Linked DNA regions of Homo sapiens: region 2 is linked to region 1. Evidence: chromatin contacts called from ENCODE Hi-C or POLR2A ChIA-PET data. All regions are on one chromosome and are shown on one strand. Each heading gives the region's core, a stretch centred on a gene start or an enhancer-like site at or near the end of the contact. The rest is flanking DNA. Distances are from core to core; before and after follow the strand shown.

Region 1 (7,658 bases), core at 1,867-4,366:
TTTAATGCCTTGTTTTAAATTCTGAGTCTCCCTCTCCACCCATAAATTAGAGTTGAATGTATTTACTTAAATTACATGTCATCAAATCACAAGTCCTGCCCAGAGACCAGACAAGTATTTGGAGCAAGTCTGAAAAAGAAAGTTAACCCATTGTAAACTTTGGGTGAAAAAAACACCCATGTTTCTATGGCTGCCAAGAGGAAGGGAGCTTGATTTTGGCCAGGGCAGAAAGTAGGATTCCCACTCATGGTAGGTTGGTTTCACAGAGGGCTTTCCAGATCCATAAACCAAGGGAGTTTTGCTAAATGGGTCGCTCAGCCGGGTACATATGTGATGAAACTCAACACGCTGAGAGTATCCAGTGAAGTCTGCAAGAAATAAGCAACACGGAGAATGTTCCCAAGACACAGGAAATGAAAACGGTTGTTCAGAAGCCCAGACTTGACTAGAGGCAGACTCCCAGAGGTAATGGAATGAGAGTGGAGATGGGACTTCAAGGCATAAAGTGGGAGGGCTAGAGCTGTGGGCTTCTCTTGTTGCATCAGAGGGGGATGCTCTCATCATCCTTTCTGTCCTGTCTTCAGCCTCTCTAAAGAGCTCCATGTGATCATGACTTTACAGAACAAAGAACACATGGCTATAGCTGTTTCACGTTCACTTTTTGACTCTAGTAAGTTGTTTAAAACTTTTGGATCCTTGCTTTTGTCCCTGTGTATGGGAAGCAGTAAAATCCTCCTAATCACCAGGCAAGTATCTTTCAAAAGGATTTCCCACAACAGGTAATTAACTGAGAGGCAGCGAGAGAAGATCTTGGATATTGGACTTGTCTTACTTAGTCCATTCCGGCTGCTATAACAAATGACCGTGGACTCATGGCTTACACACAACAGAAATTTATTTCTCATGGTTCTGGTGGCTGGGAATCCCAGATCACAGCACTCAGATATGTGGTGTCTAGTGATGGGCTGCATCCTGTTTCATGGATGTTCATCTCTTTGCTTTGTCCTCACATAGTGGAAGGGGTGAAGAGCTTCTCTGGGGTCCCTTTTATAAGGGTGCACATCCCATTTATGATGGCTCCACCCTCATGACCCAATGACCTCCAAAGACCCCACGTCCAAATAGCATCACATTGGGGGTTAGGTTCTAACATAGGAGTTTTGGGGGGACACATTCAGTCTATTGCAAGAGTCAAACAGATTTGGGACTGTCACAAAGAAAACATCCTATTTGCTGCTATTATTGGCATTTCATTTTCTGGGTTAAAAAAACTCAAAGTTTTTTTTTTTTTTGAGACAGAGTCTTGCTCTGTCACCCAGGCTGGAGTGTAGTGGCGTGATCTCAGCTTACCGCAACCTCTGGCTCCCGGGTTCAGGCGATTCTCCTGCCTCAGCCTCCTGAGTAGCTGGAACTATAGGCGCGTGGCACCACACCTGGCTAATTTTTTGTATTTTTAGTAGAGACAAGATTTCACCATGTTAGCCAGGATGGTCTCAATCTGCTGACCTCATGATCTGCCCACCTCGGCCTCCCAAAGTGCTGGGATTAGAGGTGTGAGCCACCACACCTAGCCAAAATTCAAAGTTTTTGCTAGGAAAAAAAGAATAAAAATGGGACAGAAATATACCCAAGAGATGAGAAAAAGACCAGAAAGCAAGACCTTAGGGCTAACTTACAGTCATCAAAGAACTGATTTCTATTCTTCTTGTACGAAAGTGACCCAAGACATTTTTTACTGAAGGTAACAAAATTGCATGAGTAGGAAGTGTGCTGACTTCTAGGTAATGTCTATTCTCTAGCTAGTTTGCACATTGTAAAATTTGACCTGGGCTGCTTGATGAAGTGTGGCTCTTGGGAAAGAGAGGTTCACTGGTTCTACCCTCAAGAAGATATTTGTCATCTAGAGCAAGAACTAGAGGAAAGTATGTCACCTTGGAGAGCTTGAGACTAGGTTTGACTTCTATTTCACCCAATCAACTACAAAACATCAGTATTAGGTGGCTCAGAACTTATCATGATTGGAAAGCTTGAAAAGTTTTTTCCTTTTGGAAACGGATGGGTTTGAAAGTCAGGATGTCAGCATTGGCTAGAGTTGAGCTCAGGGTTTCTAGAATGCTGCATCTTAGCTTTCATCAGCCTGGCTTGAGTCAGGGCCATTGGGCCTTAGGAATGTATTGCTGGGGTGCTACTTGGATCCTGTCAAAAGATGTTAGAAGGAGTGAGTGTCAGATCCCGGGATAAGTCATTTAGGATAGTGACCTTCTCAGAAGGGCCAATAGGAAGTAGAAAGTGGAAAGGAGAGTCATGTCAAGGATGCTTTGAACAAAGGAATGAGAGAACGCGTAGATCGTAAGGCTGTACAGCAACTTCCACTTTGTCCTGGCTTTGCTGTTCTTGTGGATATACGTGGCATAAATCAAGCAGCTAACTTACTTTCAGTGATTCTCCGAAGGTACCTAGTGGTGAAACTCTCAAGCCTTATACTCAGCAGTTCATTTCCTACCAGCCTAATTACAAGTGTTTTATTATAAAGTTTATGGAAATGAGATATAAGTCACTCTGGAGTTTTTGAGAATAGTTATACTGGTAGTTACCATCTAATGTGGTCTTTGGAAGGTTCTACATCAAAGCCCAGGGTATCCTGGGGTTGTTCTAGCTCTCTGCAAGACAAAGCTTGGAGACTTGTATTTTAAGTAGCTTTTCATTTTTACTGAGCCACAAGGGCAGTAGCTCACAGGGACTTTATTGAATATTTACATCTAGCTTCTTCTAAACAGCATTGAAAATGGGAGTAAGATGCCATAAAAGGGGTCACCTTGAGGCCTGCTCTGATTTTTGAGAACACGGAATTGGTGATCTACGGAGGTGAGAAAGCGGACACCAAAACAAACAAGACTCCAGGCTCCTTCCTCATGCCTTGGTTGTGTCTATTGTGGAGCCGCTGGCATCTTTTATTTCGGGGACAAAGGACAGCTCTGTTTAATCCTCCTGTTCCATTGCCAAACTCCAAAGGGGATAATTACATTCTGACTTCTAAAATTCCCTTTGCAATTTTATGTGGATGAAGTACTTGTAACAGCCTGGGATGCCCTGCGTGCTGGAAGACAGCTGCCCTGTTTCATTTCCAGGGGGGAGTACTTCGGGCAGAGCTAGTGTTGGTACTGCACAGTTTGTCTCGGTCCCAGCATAGAAACCGGACTAGCGTCTCTTGCTGTAAAACGCATTGAACAGGGCATCAAACACCACCTCACGGGAGAATTAAGTTGACTGTCCTCTGTACATAGCTGGTCTAACTGGAGTGTCTAAAACAGCCAGTCATTTAGCTAATCCTGTTTTTTTTTTTCCAAAAAGAACTAATTTAGAGCACTTTTTTGATAGGTAAATATAGTACAAAATAATGGTTTTGTGTTCAGGTGAAACATTGAGTTCAGACAAAATGTCTTGACCCCACTAAAATTATTAAAACTAATTGGAATTCTACGTGCCAGTCCCAAAATAAGACAGTTTGATTCCCTGACATATAATTATTCTTTTCTAAATAGCACTGATAGCAACATCATTGTAAACGGGATAAAAAATTCTTATGTTTGTTTAAATTCCTGGAACTGATCTTTATAATATAAGGAAAATGAACCAAGCTTCCTAAAATGAAATCCAGGTGAAAATGTAATTGTTATATTACTCTTCTGAATTTTTGGAAACATAGATACAAAAATTATTGTTTCAGTTCCCCAAGGGAACTAGTAAAACCTGGACAAGCTGTTGGTTTTTATATTGGTACTGCAAGCTGTTCCTAACCTTAATTGTAGTAGAAAATGAAACTATCGCCATGGAGTGGTGTGTTTAAAACCCACCAAGAGGTTTCAGCAGGAGAGCGGAACCGAAAAAGGAGGGAATCATTAACCACAGAAGTGACTGAAGTGGTTTAATAATTATGTTATTTCAAGAGGAAAAAGGATGTGCCTAAAGTAGAAGGGGAAGGGAAGGATTGATAAATAGAACTTATTTCTATCCTAGGTAGTCAGCTGGTAGAGCTACTAGTGGGAATGGCCTATTAACTAATTGATCTGCTAGACTCAATAGAGAACTCCAGCTGGAGATCAAAGAAAATTCTCTGCTACAAAGGCAAACAGCAACCTTGGACCAGATGTTTTTCTTCCAGCTCTGTCATGCTTGATAACTGTAGGGCATGGCTGAATCTGGCCATAGGCCTCATCCATCCAACCGTTGAGATGAAAAGCAAGGGCTATGTGTGTACACGCGTGTGCACCTATATATATAAACACATGCACACATGTACACACACATGCTTGAAAAAGAGAGACAAGCAGCTTCAAAGTCAAAAGGATTTGGAGTACAAGCTAACTTTGGGAACTGAGAAATTTTTTTATGTCTACTTATTTGCAAAGCGAAGAGCACCAAATGCCAACTTTTATTTTATTTTATTTTATTTTATTTATTTATTTTTGAGATGGAGTCTCGCTCTGTCGCCCAGGCTGCAGTGCAGTGGTGCGATCTCGGCTCACTGAAAACTCTACCTCCCGGGTTCAAGCGATTCTCCTGCCTGCCTCAGCCTCCTGAGAAGCTGGGACTACAGGCGCCCGCCACCACGCCTGGCTAATTTTTTTGTATTTTTAGTAGGGACGGAGTTTCACCGTGTGTTAGCCAGGATGGTCTCAATCTCCTGACCTCATGATCCGCCCACCTCAGCCTCCCAGAGTGCTGGGATTACAGGTGTAAGCCACCATGCCCAGCCTTATTTTTATTTTCTTAAAGACAGAGTCTCGCTCTCTCAGGCTGGAGTGCAGTGGTAAGACCATAGTTCACTGTAGTATTCAACTCCTGGGCTCAAGTGATCCTCTTGCCTCAGCCTCTTGAGTAGCTGGAACTACAGGCACATACCATGGCACCTGGCTAATTTAAAAAATTTTGTAGATATGGAGGTCTTGCTATGTTGCCCAGGCTGGTGTTGAACTCCTGGCCTCAAGCAATCCTCCTGCCTCTGCCTTCCAAAGCACTGGGATGACAGGTGTAAGCTACCATGCCCAGCCCAAATGTCAGCTTTTAAAAAGATTCCTATACCATAATCATTCTACAATTGCCATTTATAATAATGTATACTCATGCATTCTAATACACATCTGTTATGATAAAATGAATTGGATATTTTGAGTAAAGAATGACTTTATAGAAATTCAACTGATTAGTGTTAGCCTATCTGTTTTTTAAATTTTTTTTTTTTTTTTTTTTTTTGAGATGGAGTTTCACTCTTGTTGCCCAGGCTGGAGTGCAATGGTGTGATCTTGGTTCACCGCAACCTCCGCCTCCTGCATTCAAGCGATTCTCCTGCCTCAGCCTCCCGAGTAGCTGGGATTACAGGTGCCCACCACCAGACCCAGATAATTTTTGTATTTTTAGTAGAGATGGGGTTTCACCATGTTGGCCAGGCTGGTCTTAAACTCCTGACCTCAGGTGATCCACCCGCCTCGGCCTCCCAAAATGCTAGGATTACAGGCATAAGCCACCACGCCCGGTCTTAAATGTTTATAATAATAGTGAGAGTTGAAAATCTAAACATGATGTTTCTTTTAGTCATTACCCTAGATTGTTTGTTTACATGTGTTACCCACCTTTGTCTTTTCCAATTTTAACTATGTGTTCCCGTTCTGGTTTTTTTTTTTTTCTTTTTTACATCTGGACAAAGTATTATTTATGACGAGGCAAAATATTTGATTTAGAAGTTTCTGCTCTCCCTCTCCCTCTCCCTCGTCTCCTCTTTCCACGGTCTCCCTGTCCCTCGTCTCCCCTTTCCACGGTCTCTTCCTCGTCTCCCCTTTCCACGGTCTCCCTCTGATGCTGAGCAGAGGCTGGACTGTACTGCCGCCATCTCGGCTCACTGCAACCTCCCTGCCTGATTCTCCTGCCTCAGCCTCCCGAGTGCCTGGGATTGCAGGCGCGTTCCGCCACGCCTGACTGGTTTTCGTATTTTTTGGCAGAGACGGGTTTCGCCGTGTTGGCCGAGCTGGTCTCCAGCTCCCGACCGCGAGTGATCTGCCCGCTTCGGCCTCCCGAGGTGCCGGGAGTGCAGACGGAGTCTCGCTCACTCAGTGCTCAGTCTTGCCGGGGCTGGAGTGCAGTGGCGTGATCTCGGCTCGCTACAACCTCCACCTCCCAGCTGCCTGCCTTGGCCTCCCAAAGTGCTGAGATTGCAGCCTCTGCCCAGCCGCCACCCCGTCTGGGAAGTGAGGAGCGTCTCTGCCTGGCCGTCCATCATCTGAGATGTGAGGAGCCCCTCTGCCTGGCAGCCCAGTCGGGGAAGTGAGGAGCACCTCTTCCCGGCCGCCATCCCATCTAGGAAGTGAGGAGCGTCTCTGCCCTGCCGCCCATCGTCTGAGATGTGGGGAGCGCCGCTGCCCCGCCGCCCCGCCGCCCCGTCTGGGATATGAGGAGCACCTCTGTCTGGCCGCGACCCCGTCTGGGAACTGAGGAGTGTCTCTGCCCGACCGCCACCCCGTCTGGGAGGTGAGGAGCGTCTCTGCCCGGCCACCCCGTCTGAGAAGTGAGGAGCCCCTCCGCCCGGCAGCTGCCCCGTCTGGGAAGTGAGGAGCCCCTCTGCCCTGCAGCCGCCCAGTCTGGGAAGTGAGGAGCGTCTCCGCCCAGCAGCCGCCCCGTCTGGGAGGGAGGTGGGGGGCAGCCCCCGCCCGGCCAGCTGCCCCATCTGGGAGGTGAGGGGCGCCTCTGCCCGGCCGCCCCGTCTGGGAAGTGAAGAGCCCCTCTGCCCGGCTGCCACCCCGTCTGGGAGGTGTACCCAACAGCTCATTGAGAACGGGCCATGATGACGATGGCGGTTTTGTCGAATAGAAAAGGGGGAAATGTGGGGAAAAGAGAGATCAGATTGTTACTGTGTCTGTGTGGAAAGAAGTAGACATGGGAGACTCCATTTTGTTCTGTACTAAGAAAATTCTTCTGCCTTGGGATGCTGTTAATCTATAACCTTACCCCCAACCCCGTGCTCTCTGAAACATGTGCTGTGTCCACTCAGGGTTAAATGGATTAAGGGCGGTGCAAGATGTGCTTTGTTAAACAGATGCTTGAAGGCAGCATGCTCGTCAAGAGTCATCACCACTCCCTAATCTCAAGTACCCAGGGACGCAAACACTGCGGAAGGCCGCAGGGTCCTCTGCCTAGGAAAACCAGAGACCCTTGTTCACATGTTTATCTGCTGACCTTCCCTCCACTATTGTCCTATGACCCTGCCAAATCCCCCTCTCCGAGAAACACCCAGGAATGATCAATAAATACTATATAAAAAAAATAAATAAATAAAAATTAAAATTAAAAAAAAGTTTCTTTGAAATACACATAGATTTATCAATACTTCCTTTCTATAAACTTTCAAAGGTTCCTGCAGTCATAGACATTTTGAAAAATGAGATGTATAGAATTACCTTGATGTGGTTAGTTTGGTTTGGTCTATCGCCTTTCTTAAAATACCACATTGCTTTCTCAGCTGGCCACCAAATATCACCAGAAAGTTATTAGTTCATCTGATTGGTAGACGTATTAGGGTTCAGAGATGTTCAGATTCAACCTTAATTGACCTCATGCAATTAAATTCCCCATAAAAGGAAAATGTCCACAAAATATTTGAATGTTTG
Region 2 (7,658 bases), core at 1,002-3,501, 87 kb before region 1:
GAGGGGAGCCTCCTGGCCCTATCAAAGGCGGGCAGAACAGGGAGGGACTGAGGCTGACATGAAGTCACAGATACCGAAACTATGTGCCTGATAATGATATAATTAGGGGATCAGAGATTTCTGACGGCTGCGGACTTCAAAAGCTTTAAAAGAAGCCAGCAGTCTCTCCTGTAGCCATCTTGACTAAAGCAGACATTTTTGTTTAATCACTACATACAGTAACGAGAAGGGGACAGAAACAGAAGGGCATTGTTCCACAGTTTCAAAATACCAGTCCCCTTTCTGGCCTTTTGCATGCCACAGGAAGAAACTTTATGAACGACAGAAATATAGTTTTAATACAGTGGTACAAAAGTCCATTCTCCTTGCTTAAAATGTGGCTCCAATTAAAAAAAAAAGGTAGTTAGAACTTTCCCAGTTACCTGTCAAAATTTTATTAGGCTGTTTTTAGGTCATTGAAAATAGGCTCTCATAAACATTTAAGCAGCATTTTACTTGTATTCAGTCTTCCTTTTCTGTACAAGGTCTGAAGCTAATAGGGTCAAAATGGGCTTTTAATCTGTTTTATTTATACTTTAAATCTATATATGGAATTTGTCAAACTAGGGATATGTAGTCATCACCCCAGAAGACTGGTGAGCTTTATGTGGAAAATAAAGTGAGCTTGGAGGGAGGAGGAGAAAGAGCAGAGAAGTGGTTCTGCAAAGCAAGGTTCTTACTTGAAGCAGAGAAGGAACTTGGGCCCAACCAGTGCAGATTTAGGAGCAAGACCCCTAGCTTTGGACTGTTAAGGGTTGCCAAAGATCTGTGTTTAGCGGGCTGGTTTTCCTTAGAACCGAAGCATTAGCAGCGTCCGGTGAAAACTGAGCATACAATACCGTGGTCTGGAATTTGGACAGATAATTAAATGAGACACCTTACTGGGGCGTTCAGAGAGAGGGGGAAGAATAAAGGTAAGGGTGGGAAGAGGTTTGTAAAACAGCAGATCCCGGTGTTTAATTTCAGAGTGGAGGTTTCGGATCTTCAGACGGGAAACTGGAAGAGGCGTGTGCATTAGTTTAGTTTACTCGCTGTGGCATGTGACAGCGACCAGGGTCCACTAGGTGGATATTGTATTAGTGAGAACTTGAAGACCCAGATTATTTCAACGAGAAACTGATATTAAAGCCTCCAATCTTGCCCTGCGACAAAATGTGAACGGAGCCATGCAACTCACAAAATAAGTTTTTATAAAGGAAACTTTTAATCACTTCCTGTAGAAAATTTGAGGTTTCCTTAAGGATTTTTCATTCAACCAGCAGAGGATTTTCAGTTTCAGTGTTTCCCCTTTTAGATCACATGTCGAATTACATGTAAAACTTGTGAGGAGGAGGAGGAGAAGTTAGCCTTGCAGTTTTATACTCCCCCCACCTTTTATGACTTTCCATTTGGGCTGAAAGAAATTGACTTTGGCAAGCAAACCACTAATTGTAAACTGCCTAGTTCCTGTTTTACAATATACTGACTAAAAGCTCCTCTGCATGAAAAGATCTTTATAGGCAAAAAGTTTGCCTTTTCTAGAGAGGTTGCAAATAGCTGCCTAGTTTCATAGTTTTAAAACCTCCTGACCTGGGCAGTTTCTAGATTGTTGTGTTTCTAGTTAATAACTTTATAAGGTGTTAGCTAAAGCTCTTAACTCTTGGTGCAGTCCTGTGGGATAGTAAACAATTCAGTAGTTCCGATCAAATATTTATACTGACAAAATCAAAAAGCCTAACATTTTTATGTTGTATGGTCATGTAGGATTAAAATGAATAAATAATGTGTTATACCTTATGGTAGGAGAAATTATACTCATTACTATTTCCTTCAAAAAGCAAAAGTTTTTTTAAAATGACTCTAAACTCCTCAGAAACCTGCTATTGGGATTACTACATTGCCAAAATGACGTTTAACTGGATTGAAACTTACGCACTGGCTGCAGGAAGGGCTTCTCCAGGCTCTGTAGACTGGAGCCCTCAGCTTGGATGATCTAAAAGTTCATGCCTTTGAATTTGGGATTTAGCAGTTGCCTAAATAGTTGCTTTATCTGGTCTCTGGAGCAGAGTTTGAGGTGGTTTCTCATTGTTTTCAGGTGAAATTCGATGCTACTGTGATGCTGCCCACTGTGTAGCCACTGGTTATATGTGTAAATCTGAGCTCAGCGCCTGCTTCTCTAGACTTCTTGATCCTCAGAACTCAAATTCCCCACTCACCCATGGCTGCCTGGACTCTCTTGCAAGCACGACAGACATCTGCCAAGCCAAACAGGCCCGAAACCACTCTGGCACCACCATACCCACATTGGAATGCTGTCATGAAGACATGTGCAATTACAGAGGGCTGCACGATGTTCTCTCTCCTCCCAGGGGTGAGGCCTCAGGTAGGTGGAAGCCGTTTCTAACCAGAATGCCTGCCTGATCTATAGACTTGTGACAGCCACGACTTTGTATGTCTGCTATTGATTTTGTTGTTAATGTAATTAGAGACACCAGAGGGAGAAGCCTGGCTGGATGCAAAGATGCATCTTGATTGAGTGGCTTTTATGTCTGAGCATTAGATGTCTGTCTACATAATAGGTTTTGCCTGTTTTTTCAACATTTTGAAGACATTAAAAGGCCATTACATCTCAGTAATGACAGTCTGTAAACAAATGCGTTTGTAAGCTTCTTCAGATAGTTTTGCAATGTTTTCTAAATATCGTTGATTTAATTGTAAGCTTCTTTTTAATGGAATTCTTGGTTAAAATGAATTGATGATTATGAATATCCCTAGGAGGAGTTAGCATGGAGTTTGATCATTTTCTTTGTACTCCTTTAGGACAAGGAAACAGGTATCAGCATGATGGTAGCAGAAACCTTATCACCAAGGTGCAGGAGCTGACTTCTTCCAAAGAGTTGTGGTTCCGGGCAGCGGTCATTGCCGTGCCCATTGCTGGAGGGCTGATTTTAGTGTTGCTTATTATGTTGGCCCTGAGGATGCTTCGAAGTGAAAATAAGAGGCTGCAGGATCAGCGGCAACAGATGCTCTCCCGTTTGCACTACAGCTTTCACGGACACCATTCCAAAAAGGGGCAGGTTGCAAAGTTAGACTTGGAATGCATGGTGCCGGTCAGTGGGCACGAGAACTGCTGTCTGACCTGTGATAAAATGAGACAAGCAGACCTCAGCAACGATAAGATCCTCTCGCTTGTTCACTGGGGCATGTACAGTGGGCACGGGAAGCTGGAATTCGTATGACGGAGTCTTATCTGAACTACACTTACTGAACAGCTTGAAGGCCTTTTGAGTTCTGCTGGACAGGAGCACTTTATCTGAAGACAAACTCATTTAATCATCTTTGAGAGACAAAATGACCTCTGCAAACAGAATCTTGGATATTTCTTCTGAAGGATTATTTGCACAGACTTAAATACAGTTAAATGTGTTATTTGCTTTTAAAATTATAAAAAGCAAAGAGAAGACTTTGTACACACTGTCACCAGGGTTATTTGCATCCAAGGGAGCTGGAATTGAGTACCTAAATAAACAAAAATGTGCCCTATGTAAGCTTCTACATCTTGATTTATTGTAAAGATTTAAAAGAAATATATATATTTTGTCTGAAATTTAATAGTGTCTTTCATAAATTTAACTGGGAAACGTGAGACAGTACATGTTAATTATACAAATGGCCATTTGCTGTTAATAATTTGTTCTCAACTCTAGGATGTGGCTTGGTTTTTTTTTTTCTCTTTTCTTTTTTAAACAAGACCAAGATCTTGCTTATTCTTCCATGTGCCTGTGTAATTTTCTTACAGTGTGGAGTTTCTAAATGTATACTGACCATCTTTTAGTGTCTTACCCACATTCTGGCTATAGGATAACTCTGGTTTTAGCTTTCATCTAAGAAGGAGATCTGGAATTTATGTGTACCAGGTCAGATATGATTGATCAATTTCTGGAGTTGACCTAGCAAAGGTCATTTTGATCCAGGTGTTCCGGAATACCTTTTCCAATGTGTATACCTCCACCCAAAAAAGAAAAAAAAACCAACTAAACAACTGTTTTTTTGTTCAAGTCAGTCACTGTCTCCTTTTACTGTTGATTAATTGGCCAGTTTATTTTGTCCTAAGCCAAATTAAGTATTTTGGCTCCCCAATTAGCCAAACCTTACTGTACAACACACTTAATTTTAAACCTTGTGCTTCAACAGTGTGATGCTTTTTTTTTTTTTAATACTTAGAAAGCTTTTCTGTAGTGAACACGATACACCAATTGATTTAAATAACTGCTACTAGGTTTCATCCTCCCAAATGATCCTTTATGTAACCAAATAGAACATTGGCTTTAGCCAGTAACTAATACAGCTAGGAAACAATGTTTCCTCTTATAAGACTTTTTGTCCTGATAACATTGCCCATCCTGAATTTAAACGTATGCTTTATTTGTGTACTTCCCGTGCCCCCAGTGGATCTTTCTTATTTTAAATGTGAGAATATTATGCCATGGAGGGTATCTTCTGAATTCCTTTGTATATGTGAAATTTTTGCTTAAAAGTTAACCCGTAGGCCGGGCGCGGTGGCTCACACCTGTAATCCTAGCACTTTGGGAGGCCGAGGCAGGTGGATCACAAGGTAAGGAGTTCAAGACCAGCCTGGCCAACATAGTGAAACCCTGTCTCTACTAAAAATGCAAAAATTAGCTGGGCGTGGTGGCGTGCATCTGTAGTCCCAGCTACTCGGGAGGCTGAGGCAGGAGAATTGCTTGAACCCAGGAGGCAGAGGTTGTAAGCTGAGATTGTGCCACTGCACTCCAGCCTGGGCAACAGAGGGAGACTCCATCTCAAAAAAAAAAAATTACAGCCTGCATATTCGAGTATGGGGTTTTCTTTTATTAATATTAATAGACCACCTGCCCCAAAAAACTAAGCTGTGGAATAAACACATATTAATAAATGATAGCATTCGTACTGTCCCTTTTAAGATGAGCAGCTCTTGCATGCATGCCTTATATTTTATAAAAGATGTTAAGCTTTATGTATGTCAGTTTTTGAGGAAGCCAAAGAATTGTTGAACCCAACCCTTCAAACCTGTCAAGGGAATTGATCAAAGTTGTCTGTTGGTGAAATTTCCACCCTCACCTCCACCTCTGGCTCTTTGAGTCTCACTCTGTCGCCCGGGCTGGAGTCCGGTGGCGCCATATGTATCACTACAACCTCCACCCCACTCGCCACACACCACACGTGGTGCACACCACCCTGCCCCCTGCCCCGCCGCGGGTTCAAGCGATTCTCCTGCCTCAGCCTCTGAAGCAGCTGGGATTACAGCCACCCACCACCATGCCTGGCTAATTTCTGTATTTTTAGTAGAGACAGGGTTTTCACCATGTTGGCCAGGCTGGTCCCAAACTCCTGACCTCAAGTGATCCTCCTGCCTCAGCCTCCTAAAGTGCTGGGATTAAGGTGTGAGCCACTCTGCCCAACCCCACTCTGGCTCTTGATCACATTATAGTAGATTGTAGTTTAGAGATGAAAGGACTTCTTGCTCCTTGTACATTCTCATTTCATGTACGACATTATGCAAGCTCAGCAATTCTTCAAGTGGCCAGTTTTTATATCTGTTACGTAGTCAGAGTTTCTTTTCTCTGCTTGCCCTGATGAGGGCCGGTTCACCTCATTTTTTCCAAGTACAGGTTAACCAGGAACTCTGCAATTCTTTAGGAAATAAAACAATGAAGGATTTAAAGTCATGTGCTTTGAAACACTTTGAAATCAGTGAACCCCTTCCTCCCAGAGAGGCCTATGTCTGGACTGGTGTTACCACAAACTTCATGGAGGATGCATGCAGCCTCTCCACTTGATCTTGGGCCTTTGTTCTTCCTATTGTATATTCACGAGGCTATTTACAGCTCCCTGTACTGTGGGGAGGTGGCACTGTGCCCATGGCCTCTCAGTTTTCTGGGGCTCCGCTTCTAGCCACATAATAGGCCAGCCCTGCCTCTTTTCCTAAAAAAATCCTCTCTCTTGATATTCATTTAGTTTTTACACGTGTCCTCACCACCAATCTGAAAGTCAGATCCGCCTTCTTATGAAAATACTGCAGGCACCTCAACTTTGGATGTAACTAAGAACTACATATAGATTTTACTTTTGCTTCCCTGTGAGAGTGCAGAAGTTGCCAGGAGCCAGAGATTAAGGACTAAGATAAGGTCCAGGGTCTACCTGATTCAGTGATGTCAGAAGTGGTGGTGACTGGTTTATTTGTTTTTCCGTCTTAGAGATGTTTACTGTTACTCTGAGGTGTCACAAGGCCAGGCTAACCAGGAACAACCCTTGCTTAATATTGTCATAGAACTCCCCCCAAAAGGAATTTTCCTTTCTGAGTGGAAATTTGCCCAAACTAGAGACATGGGACCAAATTTGCCAAGATGATTTTCTATCTACAACTCCTTACATTCTACCACTGTTGAAAAAATTGATCTGTGCATGGTTATGTCTTTTATGTTATTTTTTTTTCCTTTTATTTTGAATGGCTTAGAGGCTTCCTAGAAATTGACTGGTGTGTCTCTAATTTCTGCTGAACTGATTTTATTAAAAACACTACACCGTAGGGGGTTTGACCTTATAAAATACCAAACATGTCTGCTTTAGAAAATCACAAAGCTTTCCTCTGAAGAGCTCATAAATCTGGTTTCAATATGGGTTGATTATAGGCTAAAAGCTTGAAAGCAGTGGCATCTAGTATCATGACTAGGGAACTGGCTCTTTTGGGGCCGGGATAGCTTTTTTTTTCCCTTACAGCCTCTAATTGGTCCTCTTCTCTGCCTCTCAGCTCAAATGTCTTTAAACCTCCACAGCTGTGCGAACTTCGGCAAATTATGTAAGCTCTTTGAATATTCACTTTTGTTGCCTGTGGTTGCCTGTGGAATGGGGGCCGTAGTAACACCTTGTAGGATTATTGTGAAGAGACATTGTAGCTATTTTCATTCATATACACAACATTCTTGCATAAACTGTGCCCACATAATATTCCTTAAAATCTGAGAACTTGTGCCCATTATTTGTACCGTACATTAATATTGCTTTTTAATATTTAAGATCTTTGCATACTTGAGACTTGCCAGTCACCTGCAGACTGGATATGGCATTTTAAATATTCATTTTCAATTTATTATTTTTGGCCTCTCATGCCTATTAAATAGGTTCATTTGTAATTGTTTCCTTCTGGAATAATACAGATGGCTACTGATGAGAATGTTTTAATCATATAAACTTACTTGAGTTTCTAGTATTTGATAGAATGAAGTTCCCTTGGAGTTTCAGCTGCTCCGAATGGTCAAACCATTGAGAAAATCAATGGATTTGATAGGTAGCAGATAATGTGTCCATATTGTTTGCGTGGCTTATGTCTGATTGGTTCATTCTCAACAATTGATTCTCAATGCCACAATCGATTACAGCCTGCCCCACGGGTGCTCCCAACAAAATACAAATACTTCTAGAACTAGTTTTTAGAACTTTGTGAATTTGGAAGTGGAGGAGTGAGTTAAAAATCATTTAATTACCCTGGATGAAATTAATTTAGTTACTCTGTGGGTCACAGTTATAATAGAAAAATTAAATGCTCCAGATACCAACATTTATAATAGAAAAATTAAATG

Evidence for each region. Hi-C counts contacts between places; a loop is a spot of excess contacts on that map. ChIA-PET counts read pairs that join two places held with the same protein, here RNA polymerase II (POLR2A). Pooled maps may share reads with other maps.
Region 2: a pooled map shows a loop between it and region 1 (2.8-fold over the local background). The contact joins two enhancer-like sites. A Hi-C loop is called at or near these places in 1 of 168 maps with a recorded cell type or tissue (Caco-2) and 1 of 50 pooled maps. POLR2A ChIA-PET finds 5 or more read pairs at or near these places in 5 of 52 experiments (Caco-2, H1, HEK293 and 2 more).

What each region holds. Positions count from the first base shown.
Region 1 is chr10:28,765,360-28,773,017 of GRCh38, forward strand. The region is part of intron 2 of LINC01517 (long intergenic non-protein coding RNA 1517); the gene reads left to right. Among named protein-coding and RNA genes, the nearest start is that of LINC01517, 26 kb to the left of the region's middle. Within about 2 kb of position 3,117, at least 2 of the 41 ENCODE cell types and tissues checked have a DNase peak (open chromatin) inside an H3K27ac peak, as active enhancers do.
Region 2 is chr10:28,679,145-28,686,802 of GRCh38, forward strand. It overlaps BAMBI (BMP and activin membrane bound inhibitor), which reads left to right. Exons shown (of 3, transcript NM_012342.3): 2 at 2,114-2,401; 3 at 2,839-3,788. The coding sequence ends at 3,257. Among named protein-coding and RNA genes, the nearest start is that of BAMBI, 5.5 kb to the left of the region's middle. RefSeq lists an enhancer at 4,731-5,639. Within about 2 kb of position 2,252, at least 3 of the 41 ENCODE cell types and tissues checked have a DNase peak (open chromatin) inside an H3K27ac peak, as active enhancers do.